Linked DNA regions of Homo sapiens: region 2 is linked to region 1. A link is an interaction called in ENCODE POLR2A ChIA-PET data of the cell type or tissue named here. Cell type or tissue: Panc1. All regions are shown on one strand. Links, peaks and the distances in the headings refer to the core of each region. The heading gives the core; the rest is flanking DNA.

What was found. ChIA-PET counts read pairs that join two places held together with the same protein. Peaks named below come from ENCODE experiments on the same cell type or tissue, not always from the same donor. Only the 100,000 strongest peaks of a DNase experiment are listed, where the experiment ranks them.
Region 2: POLR2A ChIA-PET joins it to region 1 with 9 read pairs; 3 of 35 experiments call an interaction of 5 or more read pairs at or near these places.

Annotation. Positions count from the first base shown.
Region 1 is chr5:88,385,633-88,394,090 of GRCh38, reverse strand. All of the region lies in intron 2 of TMEM161B-DT (TMEM161B divergent transcript), which reads right to left. Among named protein-coding and RNA genes, the nearest start is that of LINC02060, 49 kb to the left of the region's middle. In Panc1, for the core only: no CTCF peak of the experiment used is centred there; a DNase peak (open chromatin) is centred at 3,882.
Region 2 is chr5:88,552,655-88,561,112 of GRCh38, reverse strand. The region is part of intron 2 of MIR9-2HG (MIR9-2 host gene); the gene reads left to right. Among named protein-coding and RNA genes, the nearest start is that of MIR9-2, 110 kb to the left of the region's middle. In Panc1, for the core only: no CTCF peak of the experiment used is centred there; no DNase peak of the experiment used is centred there.

The sequences.
Region 1 (8,458 bases), core at 1,932-6,931:
CCACATCTGCCCAGAATACCCTCATGATGCCATCGAGGTATGGAAAGAGATTAAAATGCAAACATTCAAATGTATTTAGGTTTGTACATAGTGACTAGACTCACATACATACACACTTGAATGTGTGAACAACACACACAGCTGTAAATGGAATAAAAGGCCAAAATCCTTCTTAATTCTTAGAACAGAAGGGCAAAGGAAAGCGCCAGGCCACCACCTTTCTCCCCAAAGGTTAGAAAATGCACTGTTCATGGTCTGGATTCGATGTTTTAAAAAAGATATATCTTACTGATGACTCTCTCATTAGCCAGCCTTCTGAAGTCTGGGGACACAAGATTTCCATAAATTATCTCTCTAACTCATCTCATGCTGGTGCAAAATGCAAAGCTAAATTTTTTTTAAATTTTTAATATTTTTTTAAAAAGAGAAAATACTAAGCTAACCAGCTTCCTGACAAACATGTTAAAAGATTAAGCTCACCAGTAATTAATACTATTAATTATAATAAATATATTTTTATCATAAAATTCCATCCATAAAGCTAAACTAAAAATAATGTAGGAAATAAATAAAAGCGTATTTGGCTCTTTCTAATAGATTTATAGCAGGTTACTGAGCAGATTTGACTGCACTAGGCAAAGAACAAAGCAAATGGTTTAGTTCCTATAGGAAATATACTAAAAAGAAAAAAAAGGAAAAACCCCACAACCCTTTATCTAAAAGCCATCAGGGACAAGCACTCAATACAAGTTAACAAGCAGGAACTGATAAGATAACATTTATATGAGGTCAGAAGTCAAATGCCAGTCAAAGGCTTTTAACCTCTTGGGTCATAAACAGGAATAGTTAAAAGTGAGAGGTAGTTATTTATCGGATTTTAAGGGTACCTGATCATTGCCACAGAATCACCGATGATGAAACTAATTGGGATTTATAGAAAAAGAACTTTGTAGCTGTTCAAAGAAAATTAACCTACAAACCCACAATTCTTCAATTGGTAGGGAGAAAAACAAACTAAAAACCCCTCTTTTGGGAGAGAAATAAATCTGGCAATTTAAACAGTAACAAAATCTCTCTCAAAATCAATAATTTATGACTAATGTACATATCGATTAATATATAGTAAATGATTTTAAAAATAAATTCTGTATTAACAATGAAACAACAAAAATAAGCATTATATAAGGTATTTCCAAGTTTTGTTCTTTTTCTTTGTTCCTTTTCAGACCCTCTAAATTAGACAGAATATAACTCCATATCACAATATTTCTTGCCCTCAGAATGCCATCATTTATAAATTTAAATATATATATTCTAATAGCAATTATTTTTAAACATTGGAATATTGAAACTGCGTAATTAAATTTGTATCTTAATCTATCCAGAGAAACAGATGTTTCTTTTATTTGCTGTCAGAATAGTTTTTCTTTGTTTTGATTTTTGTCCTTTTTGTCTCTTTTTAGGTTTACATTCCAAACTCCCAAACGTTCCTGGTTTCTGCATCCATGCTGGTTCATATTTTCAAAGCATACCCACCCCTCTTTTTTCTTTTGTAATAAAAGAAAGCAGATCTAGATATTTCTTTCTAGAGAGAGGTAGAGGGATTGTTGTTAGGCCTGCTAAGGCCCACTGTTTCTTTAAACAGAGTCCATAATACCCTAGGCGAACATTGTGGATTTAAAATGCTTTTAAATATTTATCACTAGTATTTTATCATCATATTCAAATGACACCTGGAGTGCACTCACCTTTATTGACAATCTCTGTTCTGAAAGTCCATTTGCTTCCTTAAAGCCCCCCAAGCAGAACAAGGACTACCCGTTTTCATTCAGTTAATGTTTAGTAAAAAACCAAGCAACCTTAATCAGCATGCTGATTGCATCGTCAACTAACAAATAATTTACTACTCTGAGCATTGCATTCCATTAAAAGCTCATTAAATTTTCTGTTCTCCAATGGGAGGTTTAGCTTTTGAACTGCATGCTTTTGCTTCGAATGATCATTTATTCAATCTTTGCAAAATGTTGTGGTTTGTTTTTTCCTAAAGTATAGGTGAGCATTTCAATACCTATAGATTGCAAACATATGGAAACACAGCCCAGAGTTGGAGAATGTTCAATTTGATTTATAAACTCTGTTTAATAAAAATTCAACACAATCTCTTGTACTTTTAGTAAATTCTGAAACAGTTGAGTATATCTGTGGTTATGTGTGACCCAAACATAATCTCAGAAATATTAGTATATAATCTAAAATATCAGATCCTTTCTTTAATGCTTAAATTTTTCTTTTCTGCCTATTATAGCTATAATTATTTTTTTCTTTGTAAATAGTTGTTTTCTACTGATGAAAAAGGGGCATGATACCACAAAGCTCTTACCCTATTTGATGCCAGACTTAATACTTCGGGGGGGAGGGGGGTGGGCAGTGGCTAGTTACCCAAAGAAATCCACATTTTCTGGGGTTTGCACATTTTTTTACAAACTCATAATCCCCTGAATTGTTTTCATGCCCAGACTTGTCTAGGAAAGAGTGTATTTATTATTTTTAATTTAGGGAAATGTAAGAAAATATCAGGCACCCAAATTAACATGCATCTTTGGATTGCTAATTGTGCTCATTGCAAATTTGGGTCATTTTGCATGAGTGACTCTAATGTAGGGCTGAGATTGCCACGCAGCCAGCGCAGTGGATTCCTGATTCCCCGTGCTAATCCTGAACTCGGTGATTGTGTCAGGTGCAGTTCTGTATGCTCTAGCAGCTGGCTCATCCTCATCAATGCAAATAAGGCAACTCCTACAATCAGAGCCTCGCGAGTGTGAGGCCTGATTGCTGAGGGCAGGCTAAAACACTACACAGACTCTCACTTTCAAATCCCGCTAAGTGAGAAGACAACTGCAATGTCCCTCCAGTTCAAAATCAACCTTTCGAAAACAAAACAAGAAGAAAGGGATGGCTACAAAGAGGAGGAAAACCCCAATGTTTGGGAAGTGGACTTGTTTAGATGGGTTTTATTTAGATACAGAGATAATGTAAAGTGCATTTCAACAAATAATTATTTAGCTCCTATTCTGTGCAAGATACTTTGCTTTAAGAGCTGCAGGGGATACAAGGGTGAGGAAGAACACACTTCCGGCTTCCAAGGAACCCTATCACTTGATTGCAGAAGATGGTAAACATTAAGATAATAGTGGAACTGTTATTAAGGAGCAGTCACGAAAATCATAAATGAAAACCAAAAAACATACTTTTAAGGGAAGTATTTAGATATGGCATATTTGTGGCATAGACGTTAAGAGCAAGGCTTTGGAAGCTTGGGGTTCAAATCCCAGCTTTGCCACTTACTTGCTCAAGTTACTTTGCCTTTCTAAACTGTAATGTCATCATCTGCAAAATGGTGGCAACACAAGCACCTAGCTCAGAGATCTTGAAGAATGAAATGAGATTATGTAAATAACAACTTACCACAGTGCTTGGCACATAGTAAGTGCTCAATGTCAGCTATGATTATTATTATTCCCTTCTTAACACACAAAGAAGGAGGGGATCCAAAAATAACAGTGTGCCACAGTTTGAAAGGCATTTATTTGATCTTGTCTCTAAATTTCCATTTTACATGTAGCACTTACCCGGTGGAAGTGAAAATACAGTGAACGCTAAAAAGCCCTGTGTCTCTCGGTGGTGTCTGGACAACCCTGGCAACTCGGAACATGAAGGAGAGAACAAGAATTCCCTGTGCTTTTCCTTTTCTTCTTTTCCAAACACGTGTGCAGACTTCCCCTGCATTTCAGCCCCACCCTCTTTATTTTACTGCCTAATCTATAAAGGAGGATTAACAGCAGCACGCTGCTTTGGCATAGAGCAGATTCTGGGTGAGGACCTGTAGGTAGAGTTTAATGAATACAATTTTCTAGGACTGTGAGTGCATATTTTTAGCTCCATGCTGGGCTTCAGCGTTGGCTCTTGAGACAGATGAACAGACTCTTTGATCAGACTTGGGTGTTGCTCCAAGAAGAACCTTTTCTCAGAAAGTCGTTAGGAAAAAAAATTGTCTTCTGTTGCCCTTATTCCTAATGTGCACTCTATAGATTCAGATTCCAGATAACTTGTCCTGATCTCAGTAAATTAATTGCATTGCAACATTGAGTTACACCACTGTGGAAAGAAAAAGTACTTCTGGGCAGGAACAGATCCACTTTCTCACAAAAGAGAATGGCTGGTGTTCAAGTGTGTGGTTGCCATCCTTTCCCTTTTGAGAGTAGGGTAGAGGTAGTTAACCTTCCTGGGGGAGGTTTGGCCTAGACAACATCATAGACACTATATCCCCCCTGGAGTTACCAAACAATAAAACTGCTTCCTTTGCCAAACACAAAGAATGGTCTGGAGTTGGATATTAGCAAACAGCAAGCCACATAAAGAAGACAAAAAAAAAAAAAAAAAAAAAAAGGGAGAGAGGGAGAAGGAAGAAAAGAATAGGAAGAAGGATGGAAGAAAGGAAGCAAAATTACGTGAAGAGGAAAGCATAAAATAAGATCGCTTTTCTGCTTTAGCTTGCCAGAGAAAGAGGGCAGCCATCCACTTTTGTCATGATTTTAGCTATTGCCAGGCAAGGATGGGAAGGTGGAGAAGAATGGATTTTGATGTAATGCCAAGCAGGTCAGGGATGAGGCACCGGGTCTTTGGAAATAGCTGAGACTTTAATACCTTGGCATTGGGAGAGTGTGCACAAGATGGGGAAGGATTTGATCTTTTGCATTCCTGCTCAGGACCCTCTCCTACTCTATCTAATAGGATTAACAGATATTTTCCTAAGCAGAAATCAAAATGTGTCAAATCATCTGAGGCAGTCAATTTGTTCACAATGCCCACGTTCTTACAGTACAGATGCAGCACTATTCAAAAACAGTTTCATTTCAAGAGATACAATGCAGCAGAGATGTAAACATTTATCTTCATAATCTTACCCTCCTTTCAGACTGCTTAATTTTTCCCAGTGATTTTCCCCTCCTCTTTCACTCTCCCCGCCTCACCCCCCGCCCCAGCTCAAGCTTCAAAACATCTAGTACAAAAAAGACATGACTTCCCCAGAGGATTCGGGTCTCAGTGATCCTGATGATGCAATGTGTGCTCTCCATTATTCCTGGGAGCTCACTGGATATGTTCCTGTATCCCGCCTCACAGCTTCAGTTGTCCTTATTTTTGCATCCCTTACAAATCCTCCTTAAACACCTGCAAAGGTTACCTCCACCTCTTCCTCCCACCTCATTCCAAGTTATCAGGACTCCTTCCCCACCCTTGCCACCCCACCTCTACACTCTTTTTTATTTTTATTATTGCTATTATTATCCTCTCCACCAGCACAGCCCATGTGGTTTCTCCTTAGGGAGGCATTAAGTTGCCGTCCCTTGGGCTATCTTAAAACTGCTTTTCCTCTTCCAGCTCCTTTTGAACACAACAGACCACCGTCACCTTTGGAAGAATGAATGAAAGTAGTTAGAGTAGGATTCCAACTTCACATTGTTGGCATTCCTGAAAATCTCATGCATTTTCATTGCCTCCTCCCCACTTCCCTTCTTTCTCATTGAGACCCCATAGCAGCAATTAGAAGCTCTGAAATGAATAGAAACAATAGCTACCAGTGTGTGTAATTCTTAAAACTTGAATAGTAGACATTTAGCAAGCAGAATAAAGGCCGATTTTATTCCTCTTTCTTATCACTTGTATATTCAGTATACATGTATAGTTTTTTTTAAAAGTAGATTACTCGCTGGGTGCCGTGGCTCACGCCTGTAATCCCAGCACTTTGGGAGGCTGAGGCGGGTGGATCATGCGGTCAAGAGATCAAGACCATGCTGGCCAACATGATAAAGCACCGTCTCTACTAAAAATACAAAAATTAGCTGGGCATGGTGGTGCACGCCTGTAGTCCCAGCTACTCGGGAAGCTGAGGCAGGAGAATGGCTTGAATCCAGGAGGCGGAGGTTGCAGTGAGCAGAGATCATGCCGCTGCTCTCCAGCCTGGGCGACAGAGCGAGACTCCATCTCAAAAAAAAAAAAAAAAAAAAAAAAAGTGGATTACTGACTATAATCTCCATAACAACATATTTTTCACTGATATATTTTGGGTGTCTATTTCACCATAATTCTCTATGTGATTGTGGTGTCAAAATATGATGAATTGGTCCATTCTCCCTAGAAAGTCCTCTCCACCATTTTTCCTTCCCATCTGTTAAAACCCTACCCATTCTGTGGGATCCAACTTACACCACATCTCTTCTAGGAAATTTTCCCAGATCCTCCCAGAAGAGTTGTTCTCTCTCCCGCAGGGCTCCTAGTGAGGATGTTTATGTCTTTCCTCTCTCACCCACTGGAGTTAGTTTTGTATTCTAGCCACTGTTGATGTCTGTCTGCACCCAGACCAGGAGGCCTGGAGCACAAAGAACATATCTGTCCTTTCTGGTTTCTCTATCACTCCTACAAGAGGACCTGGCACAGCAGAGCGACTCTATCAACTGAAGATGACATACGTATGGATGATAGCTCAGCCTTCTGAGCCTGAGAAAAGGCCACCAGTACCTGTTTTGAGCATGTCTGGATGAGGGAGATGTCAAGCTACTCCTGGCCTGCTTCTCCCAACTCATTCCCACTTATACATGACAATGATTTTGAGGCTTCCTCACATTAGAATTTTTAATATTTTTTCATCTAAATGCTCGTCTTTAGTAAATATGTAACTAGATGAATTGTGAAGTGAGAGAATTAAAAAGTGCTATCTTATATCTGAATGAATAAATCATTTATATTAGCTCTTCTGTTTCTTGGCTAGTCTGGAATTGGCAACAAATACCTAAGCATCAGTACTCTTTGACATAGTGTATTCATTTATTTTTATTTTTTAAGCAGTCTGACAAGTTATTTACCGTATCAATTAGCATTGGCCTGAAAAGGAGTTGTTGTGCTACATGTGTTTATGTTCAGCTTTTGAGTTGTCCTGATAGTTTTGGCTTTTATTTGTACAGGTATTTATCTTGAAAGGATCACCACCACCACCACAAAAACCCTACCTCATAGTTTAACATTTTCTTAAAACCATACCTTGTTTGCAACCCCATCATCTCAGTATTAAATTTTTTTCTCCCAATAAGGCAAATGACACTTTAGCCTTAGTTAATGTAAAAACAGGAAGGTGTTAATCTCATTTCCAACATGTCAGCTCTTCCAGGTAGGGTATTAATACGCAAGATCCCCTGCTGGCAGCCTCAACAGAATCTTTCCAGCTGTGAAGTGAAGTCCAAACCTGGTAATTTTTGCTTTCTTTTATTGTGTGTGCTCAGGTCTGCTTCATTCATTGAAAAAGGTATAGCAGTAGCTAAATGCATATAAAGAAACAAACGGATGTTTCCAAACTATTGACTTAACTCTGTACTCAGACACTATGCTAGGTTTGTTTTAAAATATTCACACACTACAAACATTTGGGTATGTTTGATGATAAATAGCAACTAGGTAAGACATATTTGAAATATCTCCTGAGATCTATAATTTTGCATCAGAGAACTCCAGTCCATTGTCACCAATAGCTTTGTTTAATTTGCTTTCTTTAAAACAATAGTCTGGACTAAACAAGGAACAGTAGGGGCTATGTTGTAGGAAGTATTTTGGGATCCTTATCTAACAGAAAAAATTATATTCTTGAAGTAATGTGGGAACCAAACTTTTAATTTTTATTTTTTCTTCACATTGTAGAGATGAAAGGAAAAAAATGTTTTCATAGTACTGAGTTGGTGTGGACAGTGTGAAGGAAATATGTTTCCTACAGAAATTTTTAGGAGTTTGGGGAATTGGTTCTACTTATCCTACTCTATGTGTATAAACACCAAAGGTGTTTTTTTAGGGGCAATTTCAAAAGAGGGCAGTTAGAGCAAAGAGGAAATCAGTAACTATAGTGAATATATAAGAACATTAAAATCAAGTTTTCCTATTTGTAAATGTGATTAATAAGAAAGCTTAATTTTAAAAAATATGATGTAAATATGATTAATAGGTTTTAAAGAAAATTTCACATGGTTCCAATTTAAGAAAGAATTAGAATAGCCATTTTAATTTCACACAGGAATGGAATTATACGTGGCTTTAAAAAGTTATTGATAAATAGACTGTAAATACTGACAAGCTATTAGTTCATTTGAACTAAAAACAGGAGAGAAACAGAAAAAATAAAATGGGATGGCAGCACAGACAAAATAATATTTACAGGGTGGGCAAGTAAGAGGATGTGGCCATAGAAAAGTATGAAAAGACATGGGCCCTGGAGGCATGCAACTAGTCTTATACCTAGTTGAGGAGAGATTTGAGAGGAGAGATAGTGATGACGCCACTGAAGAGGTTAATTTTTGCCCATGTCCTCCCACTTGCTAGCCACATGTTCTTGTTTCATAGTTGAGACAGGTATTATTAT
Region 2 (8,458 bases), core at 1,887-6,886, 170 kb before region 1:
ATAGCTGGGACTACAGGCTCATGTCACCACGACCGGCTAATTTTTGTATTTTTAGTAGAGATGGGGTTTCGCCATCTTGGCCAGGCTGGTCTCAAACTCCTGACCTCGTGAACCACCCGCCTCGGCCTCCCAATATGCTGGGATTAGAGGTGTGAGCCACCGTGCCCAGCCTGGACTGATTCTTGAAGCTTTCTCTTGCAAGACAACTATTACGTATTTCGTTAGCCAAAGCAATTCACGTATCTAGCCTGACTTCATGAAGGCAGGAGGTATAACCCTTCTGTAGTGAGAGACACAGGATATTAGTCAACATTAATACAGTCTATCATGCTCATTAATATTTTTAAAGCACATCTGTGTGTCAAGTCATTAGATGCCTTATAGACTTTGATCCCAGTCAGAGTTTAGCGAGGTTGTCTTTATCTGTGCCTCCAACTTGCTCCTTTTTTAGGTTTCAAGAATTTAACAAATGCCTGATATATACTGAATATTTAGTGAACATTCATCATATAAAGGGACAAAAATGGAACAATTAATACAATATTTAAATTTGGGCAGGTGCCTAAAATTCTCAGGATGTGATGTCCAAATACTGACTAGGTTCATTTTGGATCTTGGAAGGGTCTCGTTGATAATCTACATCAACTCCATTATATAACAGATGATTCAGTTGAAGTGTGAAGACATTAAATAACACCATTCTAACGCTAGGTATGAAAATAGGGTTAATTGTGTCCAGTTTGTATTTTGGAAATGGTGTTGAGTTTGGGATGTCTTTTAGGTAAGTCTAGATAAATGCTCAAATGATGCCATCTTACAGATTTCTGCGTTGGAGATACATATTGCTTAATATCTAAAATTTCTAGGACTCTACGGAAAATTTAAGATAGTTACAAAGTAACTACAGATATAAAACTTTAATTTACTTTATTTCCCTTGTGGTTCCATTGGGGTAGGAGTTCTTTGCCTAATTTCTAGCTCTCCTGCAAGCTTGAAGTCATTTTGAATGCTACTGTGTTGACTATTTCTCCTGCAGAAGCCATTTTCTAAAACCAGTTATACTCATAAAAGCATCTTGCAGCTGATATAAGATTATATAATGTAAATTGCCAAGATGTGGGTGACTGCTCCCATCTCTAAAAAATCTAATTACGCATTTGGATTTTATTTTTATTAACTCTAGAATCAAAAGTTCCAAACTTAAGAAAAAGAGATTGGCTGAGTACAGGCAAATCTACAACACTGCATTCCCTACCATGTAGTAAAAAGTTAATGAAAAAAAAACGAAAACTTTCATCCTTAAGATACTTTTATTCTAGGAGCAATATTTTATTCTAATTAAACTTCACAGTAACCCAACAGGGGTAAGTAATGGGCGAATATTCCCTTTTTATAGGTTAAAAAATCAAGGCACAAGCAGGTTAAAGGAGACGCCAGCCAAAATTCACACAATGAGTCACTAACGGAACCAAGAAGACATGATGCTTTTTTCTTCCAAGATGGTGCCCTAGACATGTAGCCACTGTCACCATGATTATACATTTTGATAAATGACAAAAATTAGAAAAGCATCTTGGTCTAAATATCTGAAATGAAACCTACATTGTATATGTGGCAATTATCTTGGTGGAAACAAGAAATTGCTTGTATTTTCAAAAGCATCCTCCACAATATTTTATTTTTCCCATTTTCTTTGTATTCAAAAATATCTATTGTCCAATGTCAAATAAATGCAAATATTAACTGTGATACAAAGTAGCATTTGTGCCACTAGCCACTGGTACCATTAAAAACCTTCATGTGTGAATGGGTGTTTAATTAGGCTGTATTAGATTAATCCCATGTCTCCATTGGTTGTAACAAATGAAAAGATAGTGTGCACTGTCATGGGGATAGACATTTAAAGCTCAATGTAACTTTCATATTTTTCTATGTGATCGATCAGCTAGGACTTCCTTTTAATTTAATGAAAATTTGGTTTGTAAATCAGATAACCTTTTTAATTGCAAGAAATGCAAAGCAGGAATTTTTTTTTTTTTTTTTTTTTAAGGATTGACATTACCTTTGTTGTTTGATACATTAAAACAAGACCCATAAGGGACAGCTCTAAACAATGAACTTCATATAAAATAGATAAAAGCTTGCTCCTTGGGCCTACATAGAAATTCAGACAGAGGTTTGGAAAGAAAAGCCTAATACTTCTAATATGATAATACTGCCTAGGTAGCAGTAGAATATTTGTTATAAAAGGTCTTAAATGTCATTTCCTAATGACATTTTGAGGTAATTTTAACCACTCTTAAAATAATTGCATGTAGATTATAGTTATTGTATAAGAAAAGACTTGCCTCCAATTTAAACAATATTGGGAAGTCAAATATAAATTTAAGTAGTGAAACTTAATTTTTAAAACAGAAAAATATTCCAGCCGACACGTAAGTTTTGCTTTGTCACTGTACTGTATTCTGTTCAGTAGAACAAAGACCGGATGCATAATGAGCCAATGTAAATGAGGTCAAATCAGCAAAAGCATAGTGGGGGAGGGGAAGGTGTAAAATATGACAGTCAATATAATGACCAGGGAGTAGAGAATTTAAATGTTTAATGCCTACACATTCAGATTCATTTTTCTGTCATCGCTTTGAATGGGTAGACTGAGGAGCTTCAAAGTCCAGAATGAAAACATCATCCTGTGGACCAAAAGAATTATTAATATTATTTAATGGCACGGATATGATCTGCACTTACAATCATCTTCTTTCCATCACTCCCCACTGCCCCCCTCCACCCGGGGTGGGTCGGGGGAAAGAAAGGTGGTCATAATAAGAGATAATTAGAAAATGCTCTAAGTATTTATTTGGGGCTTTCTGTCTTACCCTCCTGCACTGCATGCCAGCTTCCCATCTCCCAGCCATGATGGAAGCTCAGAACACAATAGAAACACAGCAACGATATGAATTGCAAATACATGTGTATCTTTCCACACAACCTATCTTACTTACTCTTAATAAAATGAGTATCTTCTAAAAAATTTCTGGAGCTGTAAATTGCTTTACTATTGATGACGGGCTTTGGAAAAATACCACACATGCCTTACGATCAACTAGACAGAGTTGTGTTAAACAGAATTGCTTAGCTCTTGTCTGTAAATTACTCCCCTCCCTCTCCAATAAAGGAATGAATCTTGCTTAATAATCTGTACTGCTTAGCATGTGTTGCAACTATACATGTGCAAATCTGGGTATTTTATATATCCCACACTTTAGGACTATAACAAGCCTTTATCGTAATGTTCTCATATTTAACATTTTCCTACATAGAACGTGAATTTTCAAGAATACTGGCATAAAGATCATTTAATGTATTGTCCCCTGCCATCGTATTTTCTCTCATATGCAGGTCCAAAATATTGCTGTCTTGAAAGATATTCATAAAATTCATTTCAGTGTCTAGCCGACTTAACACATAGTAATTAAACTGGAGCTATAAACAGCAAATGTACATAGACTTCTCTGATTTCAATGTTACATTAAACTAGTGAATATTAATCCCTAAAAATAAGTGCATTGATAATATGAAGGTAGAATTCTATGCGGGGAAGGGGAGTGGGTAGATGGGAAATGGTTAGAGAATTATTGTAAAGTAAGTTAAATTTCTGATTTTGCTGTTAATTAAATTATTCAAAAGACTGTTTTTACAGCTTGAAAAAAAGGAAAAAGAGACTTATTTGGCACTGGCAATGGCTACTAAAAGGCTGCTGTTAAACTAGCACCAAGAATGGGAGGGGTATGTATGTTGAGGGCTGGGGGAACACAGGAACTTGAATACTTGCTTTGTAAATATTTAAGTTTTTTGCAGGCTAGCATCTAAAGAAGAAATAAAATATTTGCCTTTTACCTTTGAACCCTTTCGTGAAATATCCTAATGTTGCCAAATGTGAATATAGTGAACTTAATCAGCAAATTTGACTTAGATTTATGAACTTTTTCATTCTAAATGCATTTACATATACACAAGCACATATATGTTCATAAATTTATTTTATTACATCCATTTTGCACAAACGGAACCTTAAGCAGTTGAAGTACTAAAAAAGCCAATCAAAATACTCTTCATATATCCTTAAGTCCATAAACCTCTTTAAATTGTCTCTTTTAAAAAACAGCTAAATTATGGAAATGCAGTCTGCATTACAGAATATTTGCCAGTTATATCTTGATTCTTATTTGAAACTCCCACAAGAATATAGGCATGACAGTAATATAAACCATAGAAACAGGCAAAAAAAAAGTAGAACACAGGGACTTGTAAATAAATCCATGAATATCAAGAAGCACAGATGCTGAGATTATGCATTTTTACCAGTACAGTTCTGTGCTTGTAAACTATAAGACCAGACATTTGTAAGATGCCGTGTAGCAGGCCCTGCTGAGGGCGGGAGAGGTAGGAGAGACTCTGAGAAAGGTGGGGCGGAGGGAAGAAGGGAGGGAAAATGAGTGAGAGGCAGAGAGAGAGAGATTGAGAATAAGGAGGGGGACACATAGCCAGACACAATAACGCATAATAATGTTAACATTCCTGCATGTCTAATGGCTTAAATATGCTGAGTGCCTCACTCCAGCCCCACACCACAGATGATGTCAAAGAACCATTTAATATTTTATCAACAGTCCTTCTTTGAACCAAAAAAATTTTTTTTCTTTTAAAAGAGATTCAGGGGTTTCCTAGCATGAAAAAAATTAAATGCCTTGAAAGGCAAAATTTTAAGACAAAACAATATTTGTGAATACCTCATGTTCAGCAAGATTCACACCATTCTCCAATGCATCTTACATTATTTACATCTTAGCAATGTCAACATGTCTTATTTACCAAGGAAACATAAAATCATATTTTAGCTTCTTTTCTTTAAACATTAGTAATGTATGGCTATTTTTAAAATGTAAAAAAACCTATTGATTGAATTATTATTATAATATCAGTTGGACTTTTAGGGGTTTTTTTTGGTGGAAAATATTGTTTTCTTGTTTGACGGATACTATGCCTGTAACAAAGAATGACTGAATTGTCTTAACAAAGAAGATGAAGGCTGTATGTGTTAGTTACAATAGAATAACCACCTTCCAGATCTCTTAAATCCACAATATATGTAGTGTGGGTCCTGAGTGGCTTTTGTTTTCAATGTCTTTTGTAAGCTTTTAGGTTTTTTTCTGCATCAAATGTCAAGTTAATTTACAGGGCGCTATTACTGATATGTTTCCTTGGTTTGTGGTTTTCTGTGAAAGGCAGGCAGCTGAGACCAAGTCTTAGGCTGCGGGGGAGGGGCAGCCAGCGAGCCCATAACACATACACAGTGCCAGGGTCTGTAAATTGGCTGCCTGTATGACAGCGGGCCCAGGGAAACCTCTAGTCTTCATTTGCATGCTGAAGAATATCCAGGATTAAACCGGACTGATTTTCATACAGGATTTAGACCTGACATTTATTATTCGGTTCACAGACCTCTTGAAGGAAAGTTTGTTTTCCACTCATAGATGAAAAATCTTCTAAGATAAATAAAGTCTGGCTTAGCAGTAACAGTAAATAAATATCTTTCCTGTATTTCTTATGAATTTATCATATATGATTGCCAGACAGATGTTTGCCACCAAATTATTATATTTTGCTCTTTAACAATTTTGAAGAAAAATATCTATCAAGCCCCCATGCTTGCAGTGTTTATAAAATGTATTCATTTAATTCTGGAAGTTGATTTTTCATAAATAAAATTCAGAGACAGACACTTGATTTTTAGAACAAATTAAAACAATATTGGAGCGGTAAAATACTCCAAAATGCTTAATTTTGCATCTGCTTTATGTGTTTTTATGAGCACAGAGAAGATTTTGGTTGTACTGTAAGCATCCATTACGTACTTTTATATAAAACATGAAAATTATAAATGAATGCTACATATGAGCCCTATCTACTAAATTTATAACATAGATAGTTCATTTCCATTGCCAAATAGGTCCATAAAGTATTCTGGTGTCTTTCAACATTTAGGTATTAATTGTTTGTCCAGACAAACACTTATAATCCAATACTTTGGCAATATTTTAACTAAACCAAGATTTAATTTCTAAAGTTCAAACAAAACATATTTTGACATGCTACCAATATGAAGAAGCATGATAGAGCTGCTTTACATTTTCTAAAATGCATTTTTGATGTGGACCAGAATAAAGACTTCAAATAGTGATTAAGCAGGCCCAGAAGAAATTTAGGATTCCTCATGTATTAATAAACAGTATAGATTTTAAAAGTCATGGAAAATATACTTTATATATTTAATAAACGTAAGGTAAAAATAATACAAATGTCAGTAATTAAACATATTATTGTTCCTGTCAGTGCAGATGGAGGAAACACTATAAAATCTGCTATGTATTTGAATTTTTAATGTGTCAATGGAACTTTTGAAAATGTGTTCTGGTATTGATTTCTTTATGAATATTAACTTATTCATAACAAATCTTAAATATGTAAAATATAAGATATATTTCTTGGAAATTTGTCTTTGTTTTAATGTTGCATTTTATTATAAATATACATATGAATCACATTTACTTCCTCAAATGAATTTATGATATACCCAGTAAGAAGTATATATTATTGAAGTTTTAGATAGAATATATCAATGAATTTTTTAATGGTGAGATATCAGTATTGTATATACCAATCAGTTTATTAACCAAGCATTTAATAAATGAACATAATGAGTCTGTCTAGTTTTGCCTTGATTCAATTACCATATAAGAACATGCACACAAATGATCTGACTGTACCAAAAATTAGGGACAACCAAACAGTAGAAATTATTGTGAAAAGATTTTGGTCATCTTGTGTATAGAAGTATTTCTGCCTTATATGTATGTAAATTGCAAATGTTAACATAAATATTATTGTAAAATGTGTCTACACATGCAAAGTGAAGAGAATCAAGGCAATTATTTGAACAATTCAGGATAAACCCCTCACTTTTGCTTGCAATAGATAATTGAGGCAAAAGTGTTTTTCCCTTGAATTATCTGGATGATTGCATCAATTCTTCACTTCTCTTTATACATGTATATAGACATGGCAATCGTGTGTCTTCAGAAAGTGTCACTTTAAGAAACATGCAAATGCAGAACACATTCATTGAGACATCGCTAACTTATAGGCTTAATATACCACTGAACTTGTTTATTAATCAAATTGGGACCTTAAAAGAGAGGAAGTGTTAAATATATTTTTCTAAGCAATTATTTCTAAAGCAACATACAGTGATATTTAGATGTAACATACAATTATACATGCATCATGCAAACTAGGTTTCTCCAACCTACTCTGGCATACTAATGCCCCAGTATTCCTCATTATTATTTCTATCAGCAGTATACTTCCACAGTAGGCCCTGCTAATTGTATGAAGAGTATTCACGATGGTGTGTTGCCAATATAGTACTGAGGAACATTTAATTGCGAAGGTTTGACCCTCAGCCCGAAATCCTGAAAGTATATGCTAGAGAAAAAGGAATTCTGAATTCAGTTGGTTGGAATGAGGAAGATCATTTTCAATCAAGCCAGTTTTTAATGACTTTATTGTTAACACCCTTAAAAATATGGCTGATACAATGACTTGCATGCACACAGTTATTTCGTCTTTTTAGTGACTGCATGAGAAATAGGTATTAATTGCTCTGCCATTTAAAATTCTCGATACAATTCACATTTACTCACTTTAAACTCAAGATGTCTCTCAATCAAATTATGGGGCTCTTTATATCTTCAATGTAATTAGGATTGTACAGTATTCATGACAAACATACTGAACAAGGAAGAGGATTCCTACTTGGTAATCATTGTAAATATGAAATTGTCAAGCTAGTCCTAATTAGTCACTGAGATAAAGATTATATGCAAGTCTCTAAGAGGTGCTACAGACTAAGAACAAAATTCAAAAATACCACAATTAGATTATTGTTTCAAATGCTTATGCTTAATAAAGTTGGTGGACCATGTTTGCCAAATAATTTTGTCAGGCAAGCGGTCATAGTTTAAAAGTAATTAAGCAATTCAGCCTCATCGTAAAATGGCACCTGCAAATGTCCATGCTTTTGTTGGTTTGGAAATGTGTAAGATGCTCAATAAAAAGTACTGCCTAAGAAAAAATTCAGTATATGATACTTTTTAAGCTTCAACAGGTAGAGAATCATTTTTAAACTTGCCTTTAAAAAACATTGTAGTGAAGCATTTGATTGTTTAACATTTTTATTATTCAAGTTCTTACCATTTCACACTACTCCCTGGAGAGGGGCCAAGAAAATATTAAAAATACTATAGAAATATAAAGGATAAGATATTTGTCACACTCATTTAAATTGATGTATGCTGCTGTCCTATAAACGTCACATCGGATAACCCTGAAAAATTAC